Regions from separate parts of the Homo sapiens genome. Here region 2 is linked to region 1. The links are chromatin loops, found by intact Hi-C in ENCODE. Cell type or tissue: PC-9. All regions are shown on one strand. Links, peaks and the distances in the headings refer to the core of each region. The heading gives the core; the rest is flanking DNA. Region 1 holds the start of LOC105375242 (a long non-coding RNA gene). Region 2 has its middle 120 kb from the start of INHBA-AS1.

The links. Hi-C counts contacts between places; a loop is a spot of excess contacts. Peaks named below come from ENCODE experiments on the same cell type or tissue, not always from the same donor. Only the 100,000 strongest peaks of a DNase experiment are listed, where the experiment ranks them.
Region 2: it touches region 1 in a loop (6-fold over the local background); 1 of 110 quality-filtered maps calls a loop at or near these places.

Annotation. Positions count from the first base shown.
Region 1 is chr7:40,896,960-40,902,341 of GRCh38, reverse strand. It overlaps LOC105375242 (a long non-coding RNA gene), which reads left to right and starts at 2,036. Exons shown (of 3, transcript XR_927191.3): 1 at 2,036-2,299. It also overlaps a transcript of SUGCT not described here. In PC-9, for the core only: no CTCF peak of the experiment used is centred there; DNase peaks (open chromatin) are centred at 2,041, 2,511 and 2,991; H3K4me3 peaks cover 1,789 bases; H3K27ac peaks cover 2,436 bases.
Region 2 is chr7:41,570,716-41,576,097 of GRCh38, reverse strand. No RefSeq gene overlaps it. Among named protein-coding and RNA genes, the nearest start is that of INHBA-AS1, 120 kb to the left of the region's middle. In PC-9, for the core only: no CTCF peak of the experiment used is centred there; a DNase peak (open chromatin) is centred at 2,877; H3K4me3 peaks cover 452 bases; H3K27ac peaks cover 2,701 bases.

The sequences.
Region 1 (5,382 bases), core at 189-5,188:
CTCCTAAAGTGCTGGGATTACAGGTGTGAGCCACCACACCCGGCTGGTTTTGATTTTTTTAATTGAAAAATATATTAAACATAAACATATTCTGGCCACATAATGTATGCTTGTTTTTTTGTTTGTGTAGTCACAAGTTTTTCTGTGATGCCTGGATTTGCAGGGAAACCAGCCTGAACACTCATTTCACGGTGTCTGTTACTTGGAAGGAAAACACAGTTTCTTATTTCTTTGCAGAACCACTTGGGTGAATGTAGGCTGTTAAAGTTGAAGGTGAGCTCACGTGCTCGAATTCTGAGCCCATGTGAGGATGTCAGTAACTTCCAGTGGGGCATGAAAACGATACTGTGTTTTAACCCAAGCTCTCTTTGCCTCTCCATTCCCACTTGCCTGGATTTGGCTGGATGTGCACCGCAAGGCTCCTTATTTCTGGCACTACTGTACAAAATGACCAGTGAATCCCTCTTATGTCATGACTCTGATTCTGAGTTCCTGGAATCTTAAAATATATCCAACACCTCTTTTCATGTTTAGCATTTCTGCACTATTTTAAAACTTTTTAAGACCGTAATTCAATTTATCCCCCATGAGAAACCAAATGTATTTGGCACTTCCCTTCATCCTTTGTGCTTACTTCTCAATTCTATTTCTGATTTGTTGCCTGGCATCCTTTGCTTTGGGATCTATGTGCCAAGAAAGCCACAAGGTTAACGTGGACCTGAACAGTGCTCTGTGATCCTCTGTTGGAAATCGCCAGAAATCAAGGCAGTTTGGTAACATCATTCCGTGAGGCCTGAGCTTGCAGAACGCCTTGGGGATGACCTTCTTATTGGATGCACACCAACTGCACTGTCTAGTATACTAAGGTGATGGTTGCTATATAGTGTGTGTTGTGAAGACTCATAAGATTAAAGGTTATTCTCGTGAGATAGATAGGGCCAGGCTCCCGGGAAATTCCCCATAAGTTGAAACAAACAGTAAGGACACATTTGCCTGGCCAAGGAAGTGATCAAAGGATCTTCGTGAGAAAACAGGAGATTTAGGACCAGCCAAGAGAGTCATTGTTTTCTTCGCTGCTAGCCTGGGTCACTTCCTCATTAGTTATGTCCCCAGATATTGGTCACCAAGATCCCTGGGCCACTTTCCCAATCCTTTGTAACCAAGTTCTGCTGAGAGTCCATGTAAGAGCTGTAAGTCAACTGAAATATCTTCTCTACAATGGACTTAAGCTTCTCAAAGCCAAATATAGTATGAATCACAAGATGAAAACCTAAAACAATCAGCTAACAGTTGGGAAACACTACCTCACTCCCCACCACCTACAATATACACACACATACACATCCATCCAAACATTTCTTTCTTTTAAGCTCTAAGTGTCAAATCCCTGGACTGACAATTACATATATTTTCCCTCATTTATCTTATATTTTGAATTGCACGTGCTTTTGAAAACCACCTAAAATCCTTTGGGGAAAAATAACGCATAGGTTAATCACTTTGTAAATGAAAAATAAATGATGTGCCATTCTTCTTCCAAGGTTTTCCCTTTCACTGCAGCCCAGCAGTCCTTACTCTGTCCTAAGTTCCTTTAGCTTCCTTGCGGAAATGCAGCTTCTAGGCTGCCTCGTGGTTTTTGCAGAGCACAGACAGCATCCTGGAAGTATGACGTGCTCTTCACTGGCAAGGACCTTCAGAGTTCCTCAGCCCCTCTCTCACTAGCTATTGACACTCCCCAGCCCAGGCTTGGGCACAGACGATGCGTTTGACAAACAAGTACTATTGTTTGGGCCAGCCAGATCTGTGGAATGAACTTTGGAACTCAAAGGGGACTAAAGATAGTTTTCTTTCACATCTGCTATGCTCCCAAGATAGTTTAAGAGTTGTTGAATGACTATGTGTTTTATGGGCACAATCTCACTTAATCCGCACAACTAGTTCATCCTGTAGACAAGGAAACAAAGGCATAAAGAGGCTTAGTCACCTGTCCAACATGAAGAAACATTGCCGGGAAGTCAGGCAATCAACTTCACAATTCAAAATCTTGGTCATGCAGGAGGAGCCAGAGGGAAAGAAATAGCTGGGCGGTTAGAAATGTGGCTTCAGCAAGACCACGGCGTTTGCTCTGGGCATTGAATGACAAGATGATTTGAAATACGCAGAGAAGCTGGAGGCTGCTTAAGGAAAAGTATGAGCCAAGTTTCCAAATCTGGAAAGCACAGCCGGTCATCGGCTCTTCCCAGAGCCTGGCCAATGCTTCGCTGAGAAGGCCTCGCAGCAGCCCCCGAGGATGAAGGAGGTGGGGGTCCTTGTGCTACTACTGTGACCTCTAGAAGAGAGAGGGCCAGGGCCCACCCACTACCCCCCAGCCCACCGCAGCCAGATCCTGCGAAACTCCAGGCCTGGGCTGCCTTCATCTTTATAATGAAGCTTAATTTATACTCTGGAGCAGAGTGCTGTGTAATGACATACATGGCCATACGCTCGGGAAGGAGTGGCAGGTTAAAGACTCAATTTCCTGGCCTCTCCAGCTTTGCGTCACCCTGCTTAATGATATTTCAACATTGAAAGGTTTGAAGTTTTTTTTCCTCTTTAAATTAAATATACAGTAGGTGTTTTGTGTTTAATTTCCTTAAGAAAAAACTGTGTTGTGGGGGTGATATGGTAAAAACAGCAAAAAAAAAAGTAGGAAAGAGTCCTGGAAGTTTATAAAAACCATATTGTATGCTCAAGAGACGGGAGTTACCTTCTTGGAGCCTTTTTGTTCTCCCGGGAATACTCATAATGCCGTCTTATGAGTTTTGTTTGTTGTTGTATTTTTCGTTGTGCTCTTGCTTTCTGTCTCAGCGTGTGCGTTGCCTCTTGAGTCGCGTGTCTTTTTATATGCTTCACAGAGGTAAATGGCTGACACCATAGCCTGGAGCAAAGAGGCTTTGGCGCAGCCTGCGTTCCATCACGTAATTGCATTCACAGGGCGTATTTATAGCCACCGAGGTGCCAAAATGGGAGGCGGAGGGGTAAATAAAGGGCCTTGCCTTAAGGAAGGTTGCTCACTGAGTCAGATACGCAGAGAACCTCTGCCAGTCAGGGTTGGTGAGGAGGGAGGGAAGGAGGGCGGGCGGCCAGAGATGCCAGTCTGTTCTCAGAAAGGTCAAGAGCTGTGCACAGCACAAGTTAAGGGAGCAAAGCGAGAGGAAGAGCAGCAGGGCACTCTCTCACTCCTTCCCTCCTATCAGAGGTTCTCCCACTGGGACCCTCAGAGCTCTGGGGGGTTCTACAAGAGTGGCTTGGAGGCCACAGTTGGGGAAGAAGGAATAACAATGCCTAAGAGCCGGACGTGGCTGTAGACCCCCCTCCCCAGCCCCAAGGAGAGCCACTGCCCTTTCACTTAAATGTGGCAGTTCCAAGTGACATTTTGTTTGAGGAACAGCTTCTTCATGTACCTAGGAAGTTTTGACTGTCCCTGATCTAGGAACTATTCACTTTGATCACATGAATCACCTAATGGCCCCCAAAAGCCTCACCGAGTATTGTTCTCTGCCACCTCCACCCCATTTTGTGTCCAGAATTGGTAGGCTTTCGGTCTCGCTGACTTCCAGAATGAAGCCGCGTACCCTCGTGGTAAGTGTTCATTTTTTTTTTTTAGACGGAGTCTCGCGGCGCGATCTCTGCTCACTGCAAGGTCCGCCTCCACGGTTCACGCCATTCTCCTACCTCAGCTTCCCCCGTAGCTAGGACTACAAGCGCCCACCACCTCGCCCAAAATAATTTTTTGTATTTTTAGTAGATCTGGGGTTTCACTGTGTTAGCGAGGATGGTCTCGATCTCCTGACCTCGTGATCCACCCCCCCCCCCCCCCCCGACCTCCCGGAGTGCTGGGATTACAGGCGTGAGCCCCAATGCCCTGCCGAGTGTTACAGTTCTTAAAGATGATGTGTCCGGAGTTTCTTCCTTCTGGTGGGTTCGTGCTCTTGCTGACTTCAGGAGCGAAGCCGCAGACCTTCGCGGTGAGTCTTACGGCTCTTAAACGCAGCAAAGCAGCATGTCTGGAGTTGTTTGTTCCTTCTGGTGGGTTTGTGGTATCTCTGAACTCACGAGTGAAAGCTGGAAACCTTTGCAGTGAGTGTTATAGTTCATAAAAGTGGCACGTCCAGAGTTGTTCAGTCCTCCCGACTTAAGTTCATCACTACTGGTGAGCTGGTGGTCTTGCTGGCTTCACGAGTGAAGCTGCAGACCTTCTGGGTGAGTGTTACAGCTCATAAAGACAGCGTGGACCCAAGGAATAAGCAGCATCAAGATTTATCTGAAAAGCGAAAGAACACACCTTTCACACCGGAAGGGAACCTGAGCGGGTGGCCACTGTTGGCGCAGGTGGCCTGCTTTTATTCTCTTATCTGGCCCCATCCACATCCCGCTGATTGGTTCATTTTACAGAGAGCTGATTGGTCCATTTTACAGAGAGCTGATTGGTCTGTTTTACAGAGTGCTGATTGGTCCGTTTTGACAGAGAGCTGATTGGTGCGTTTACAAACCTTTAGCTAGACAGAGTGCTGATTGGTGTGTTTACAATCCTTTAGCTAGACACAAAGGTTCTCCAAGTCCCCACTCAACCCAGAAGCCCAGCTGGCTTCACCTCTCATTTGCTGTCTTTGGAAGTCCTTCAAGCTCAGTTGGAGCCACCATCCCCCACTGAAGGCTCTTGGGGGCCCACTGCAACGGCCACACAATGGGATCTCTCTGCTTCTGAGTGTAACACAACTCACTCTTCCCAGCCACCAGAGTGTCACTCTACAACATAACTTGGATCCTATCCCTGAATGGTTAAAGCCCTTCTGTGGCTTCCTCACGTGCTGGAAGGTAAACCCCAAATATACCAAATGTGTGTGTGTGTGTGTGTGTGTGTGTGTGTGTGTGTCCAGCTTTATTGAGGTATAATTGACAAAAATTGTATATATTTAAAGTGTGCAACATGATTTCTTAATGAAATATCAGTAGTTTAATTCTATTTTTGTTTCCTGTGCTTTTGGGGTCATATCCAAAAAAGTCTTTGCCCAATGTCAAGAAGCTTTTCCCCTATATTTTATTCAGTAGTTTCACAGTTCCAGCACTTACATTTAAATCTTTAATTCATTTTGAGTTGATTTTTGTATGTGGTGTGGGATAAGGGTTCAGTTTCATTCTTCTACATGTGGATATCCAGTTTTTCCAAAACCATTTATTGAAGAGACTATCTTTTCCCCGTTGTGTGTTCTTGGCACCTTTGCCAAAAATCAAATGACCATAAAGGTGTGGATTTATTCTGGGCTCTCTAGTCTGTTCCACTGGTTTATATGTCTGTTTTTACACAGTGCTGTACTGTTTTGATTACAGTAGCTTTGTAGT
Region 2 (5,382 bases), core at 251-5,250, 670 kb before region 1:
AAAGAATGAGATTAGGCCAGGCGCAGTGGCCCACACCTGTAATCCCAGCACTTTGGGAGGCTGAGGCGGGTGGATCACAAGGTCAGGAGTTGGAGACCAGCCTGGCCAATAAGGTGAAACCCCGCCTCTACTAAAAATACAAAAAAGGTAGCCAGGCATGGTGGCACATGCCTGTAATCCCAGATACTCGGGAGGCTGAGGGAGGAGAATCATTTGAACCCGGGAGGTGGAGGTTGCAGTGAGCTGAGATTGTGCCATTGCATCCAGCCTGGGCAACAGAGCAATACTCCATTGTGAGAAAAAAAAAAAAAAAAGGACGAGATTATGTCTTTCGCAGCAACATGGATGCAGCTGGAGGCCACTACCCTAAGCAAATTAATGCAGGAACAGAAAACAAAATACTGCTTATTCTCACTTGTAAGTGGGAGCTAAAATTGAGAACGCATGGACACAAAAATAAGAACAACAGACACCGGGGCCTACTTGAGGGTGGAGGGTGGGAGGAGGGCGAGGACTGAAAAACTACCTATCCAGTATTTTGCTTATTACCTGGGTGATGAAATAATCTGCACACCAAACCCCAGAGACACGCAATTTATCCATGTAACAAACCTATGCGTGCATTTCCTGAACTTAAAATACAAGTTGGAAATAAAATAATATAAAACAACTACAGAAAAAAAAATGAAAATTTAAAAAAAGTTGAGTTAACAGTTGCTGCCTTAATTGTGAATATTGGAATTTGAATCTAGCTCTTCACAAAAAGTACTCAGCACAGTGCCTAACACATGCATTAAGATGGCCCTTAATATCATCTTATTGATTAGTTTTATATTATTGAAGCATTGAAAATGTAAATGGAAACTTTGGTTAATATTATGACATTTAAAATTCAGGGAGTGCCCATAGCAAATTACTTTTCTTAAATACCAGAGTATTAGACAATATTCTAGCCTTTGAGTTCATGGGCTTAAAATTTAGAACAGTCAATAAACGAGCATGGTCAAAAGCTATGACTATATAGGAGTGAAAAATGTTATTAACATGGAGCAGTATGTTCCAAAAAACTAGTCGTGATGGATTAAAAAAATACTCTATTTTAAAATAAATGTGGGGAAAGACTACAGATTTTTCTGTCCCTCTTAGAACCTTACAATACTTTTTAGAATGTTATCAGCTCTGATAAGTCTCTACAGGGACTTTTTAACACAGGGTTTCTTAAAGTATTTAACTGTTTTAAATACAGAGTTTTAACACAGGGTTTTAACACAGGGTTTCTTAAAGTATTTCATCATGAAGACTTTTGAGAATGGGGCTATTCATTTTGTTCACAGATATATCCCAAACACTAACATATAGTAGGTGCTCAATAAATGCTGTTGAATGTATTCAAGAGGCATATACTGAGAGACTGCTTAGGAAATGGAAGTATGTTTGTGCTGACTTTGAGTTTCTCTAGAAATCAAAGCTTTATAAATGGAACTAAATTCCTCCCCAAGACTCATGCTCATAAGATGTTTAGAGGAACATATTTAAAGTCAATAGGAAACATTCTCTGACTCAGAGTAGGATTGGGGGTGCTTTGGTTTCAAGGAGCTGACTGTCTTTCTAGTTAGCAGGAAAGTTCTAAGATATGCCTATAAGAAAAATCCCAAGTCTCTCATGGCATTTTGCTGGCCAGAGATGGGTGTAATCTGAGGAAGTCCTGAGGAATCAAAATAGAATAGTGATGGCAGCCCCAACTAACCAATTCATTTTTTCTTGCAATGGCGACTAGATCAAGAGCTTTCTTGAAAACCTGGTCTAGATGGGACCATGAGGAAGAAGAATCCCTCCAAAGACAATAAATAATTGCCATCCTCAAAGGCTTTGGGGCTCCAGCAGCAAATTTTGGCTTATGCACAATCATATTCGTAACAGCAACAGCAAAATCCTTGCTCATAAAATTACCTTGGCTGCTACACTGTGTAAAATGTGAAAAGGAAACAAGTCATTTTCCTGATACATGAGCTCACTGCTTATCTGAAATCAGTTACACACTGCAAAAAACCCTCTTTAACCTCCTGCCTAGGTCTCCCATTAGTACACAATGTAATTTCACAGCTAGTGCTTGGGGAACTTTCTGGAAGCATTTTAGGCTGAAATAGTGAGGTGGGGGTGGCATGGGTCTGGTTAATTTCAGAATATTGAAGTGTTGGAATTACAATGTGATGACAGGATTCATCAGAAGGATTTATTTCTTTGGGCCTGTGGCCTAATGAATTGGAAAATATTTTCCTATGTCTTCTCCTTCAGCTCTAAATTAAAGTGACACATTTTATTAAAAAATGTCATTTTTACATATTAATGTATGAATTATGGTATGGCACATATGACAATAATGTCATCTGGGTGAAACATTCTAGTGATCTCTTGCGTTGATTTTCAGCTCACTTAGAAGTGAGAACATAGAATGAAAAAGTATCTATGGAAAGCTTTATTATGTGTGTATGTTATCCAAATACACTGTGTAAATGTGTAGGGATTTTATGTGACGGCTCATATATACATCTGCCTAGGCTGTGTGCTTGGGGATATAATTGCATGAACTCACATTGCTCTATAGGGCAAAGAAAGAAGAGGAGTAAAATGAAATCTGGTCCATTTTCATTTCAGGGTCATAGCAATAAAATCATCCAAAATGGCACAGTTAATGGAAATTGCTGGGCAACTTACTGAGGATATCTGAATTACCTCCGATTTTGTGCAGGTCTAACCAAAGGATGGTGCTGAAAATAACTTCTAGTTTCCATTCTCAGATCCACTTGGGAATTCTGCTACAGGTCACTCTCGGCATGCCATGTCAGAATGACATTGCTACAGTGCTAAGTGCCTACACACACTTGCAATGAAAATATCTTGTCAAAAGCATGAGTCACTCTCCTTGGATAAACAAAGTTGGAAATACTGAGGCAAATATGAACTGGAAGTTACCTGATGGTGATAAACAGATCCTCCTAGGATGAAAAATGCAGAGATTGAAAGGTAGAAAGTAAGACATTAGAAGAGGCACCCCTTCATGGAGACAAATACTGAATTATATCTATGTCTACATGTACAACTCTATTTGAGCTAACTCTGTATCTATGTCTATATCTATGTATCTATGTATCTATGTCCATTTTGCTAGATTTTACTGTTTCTGACATTAACAATTTGGAAATTTGACAGACATTAAGAATATGACTTATAAAAAGAAGATAATTCAATTATCTTTAATGAAACTATTAAGATTAGATTTTGTTAGTATCAATTTTTTTAATAACTTACCAAGTATCAGTAATCCCCTAAACAATGGTACTTAAACAGTGGTTTAGGTCATTTAACTTTAATATGTTTCAATAGTCTAATTAATGCTTGTATACCTAGTGGCCCAGATTTTTGAATTAACTTAAATTTCATTTTAGGCAAGGTGCAGTGGCTCACACCTGTAATCCCAGCACTTTGGGAGGCCAAGGTGGGCTGATCACCTGAGGTCAGGAGTTCAAGACCAGCCTGGCCAATGTGGTGAAACCCCATCCTTACTAAAAATACAAAAATTAGCCAGGTGGGGTTGTGGGCACCTGTAATCCCAGCTACTTGGGAGGCTGAGGGAAGAGAATCGCTTGAACCCAGGGGGCGGAGGTTGCAGTGAGCCGATATGGAGCCACTGCACTCCAGCCTGGGTGACAGAATGAGACTCTGTCTTAAAAAAATAATAATAATTTTAGTTTTACCTTCTTCAAGCATCATAAATGCTTTTGTGAATGACCTCATTCACTAGATCGGCTTCAACTGCTATATTTTTGCCCATTTGGGCTGCTATAACCAAACACCGTAAACTAGGTAGCTATAAACAAACAAAAAATTGTTTCTCACAGTTTTGGAAGCCAGGAAGTTTAAGATCAAGGTGCTAGTAGATCTAGTGTCTGGTGAGGGCCTGTTTTCTGGTTCACAGACTGCATTTTCTAGTTGTTTCTTCCCATGGCACAAAGGGGCAAATGAGCTCCCAGCAGGTCTCTTTTCTAAGGGCACTAATCCAATTCATGTGGGTGGAGAAAGAATGGAATGAGTGCCCTTAAAAAGAGGCCCATTAGTGAATGGAACCAATCTCACTCACCTCCCAAAGGTCCTGCCTCCTAATATCATTGACGGAGGTTATGATTTCGACATACGAAGTTTTAGGGAACACAAGCATTCAGACCATAGCTGCACACACCAGTGAGCCCTGTTTATATATCTGTAACTTCTTTCTATCCCTGGATCCTCTGTTTATTGCACATATCTACTGGACGAGGGTGTTTATCATCTGAAGCTCAAGAAACCCAATAAAACTCTCTCCACTTTGTCATTTTTGGCTTTCCCCAATTCTACTGTTCTCATAGTATTTACGCAGCTAAGGGCATCATATCTTCATAGCTGTCAAATTTAAAATCCCTCCTTCAGTCCTCATATCCAATAGCTCATGAAGACCTTTAAGTCTGCCTCCTGAAACTATCAAATATACTCCCTCCTCTCCACCCCCCACTGACTTAGTTCAGCAATATTTTCTTTTCTCTATGATATTACAACAGCCTCTTTGTCTTCCTATGTCTATTTGCTATTATGTTAGTTTGTACTTCCTTCAAATATTATCCTAAGATAAATCAAATCTTCTCACTTCCTTACTTAAAATCCTTTGGTGGAAATTTGCTGCAAATCATTTGCTATCTCTCCACCACCTTCTTTTCCAGTGCTCCCACCTTCCTCTCCCTCACAAGCACCCTGTGGTCCACCCGCTCTGAAACGCTTGACTCTTTATACTTTGGGGCATTACACATGCAGATTTCTTTCTTGGAATGAATGCCTTTTCCCTTATTCTCTGACTGGCGAATTTCTCCCCCACCCAATTTAAATGCTGTCCTCTCAGTACAGGCTTACTAGGTTCTTCCACATAATCACTCCTTCTTGTGTGTTCCCAATATGTACCCATCATACTGTATCTTCATCCCTAACTGAATGCCGATTGCCTCAAGCCAAAGAGCATATTCCTTTGGGTGAGAGGTATCACTGATGCTGATCCTAGTGCCTGGCACTCTGTAGGTATTTGATAGATGTCTGTGGAGTGAGGAAATGATCTAATGGGTGACCTTTAGCTCCTCTTGATCCTTGAGATGATAAAGGAGGTGATAGAGGATTAGTGTGTAGTAAATATAACAAATTTCACATTAGGAAACAGTCATAGCCAAGTTACTGTCCAAATTGTATTTTGTGTTCTGAAAGATAAATCAATTCCTCCAAGACCCCAAGTCACCATTTTGTGAATTATTAACAAAATACATCATTACCCAGCTCTTGAGTTGAAAGCACCGTGACATGATTTTT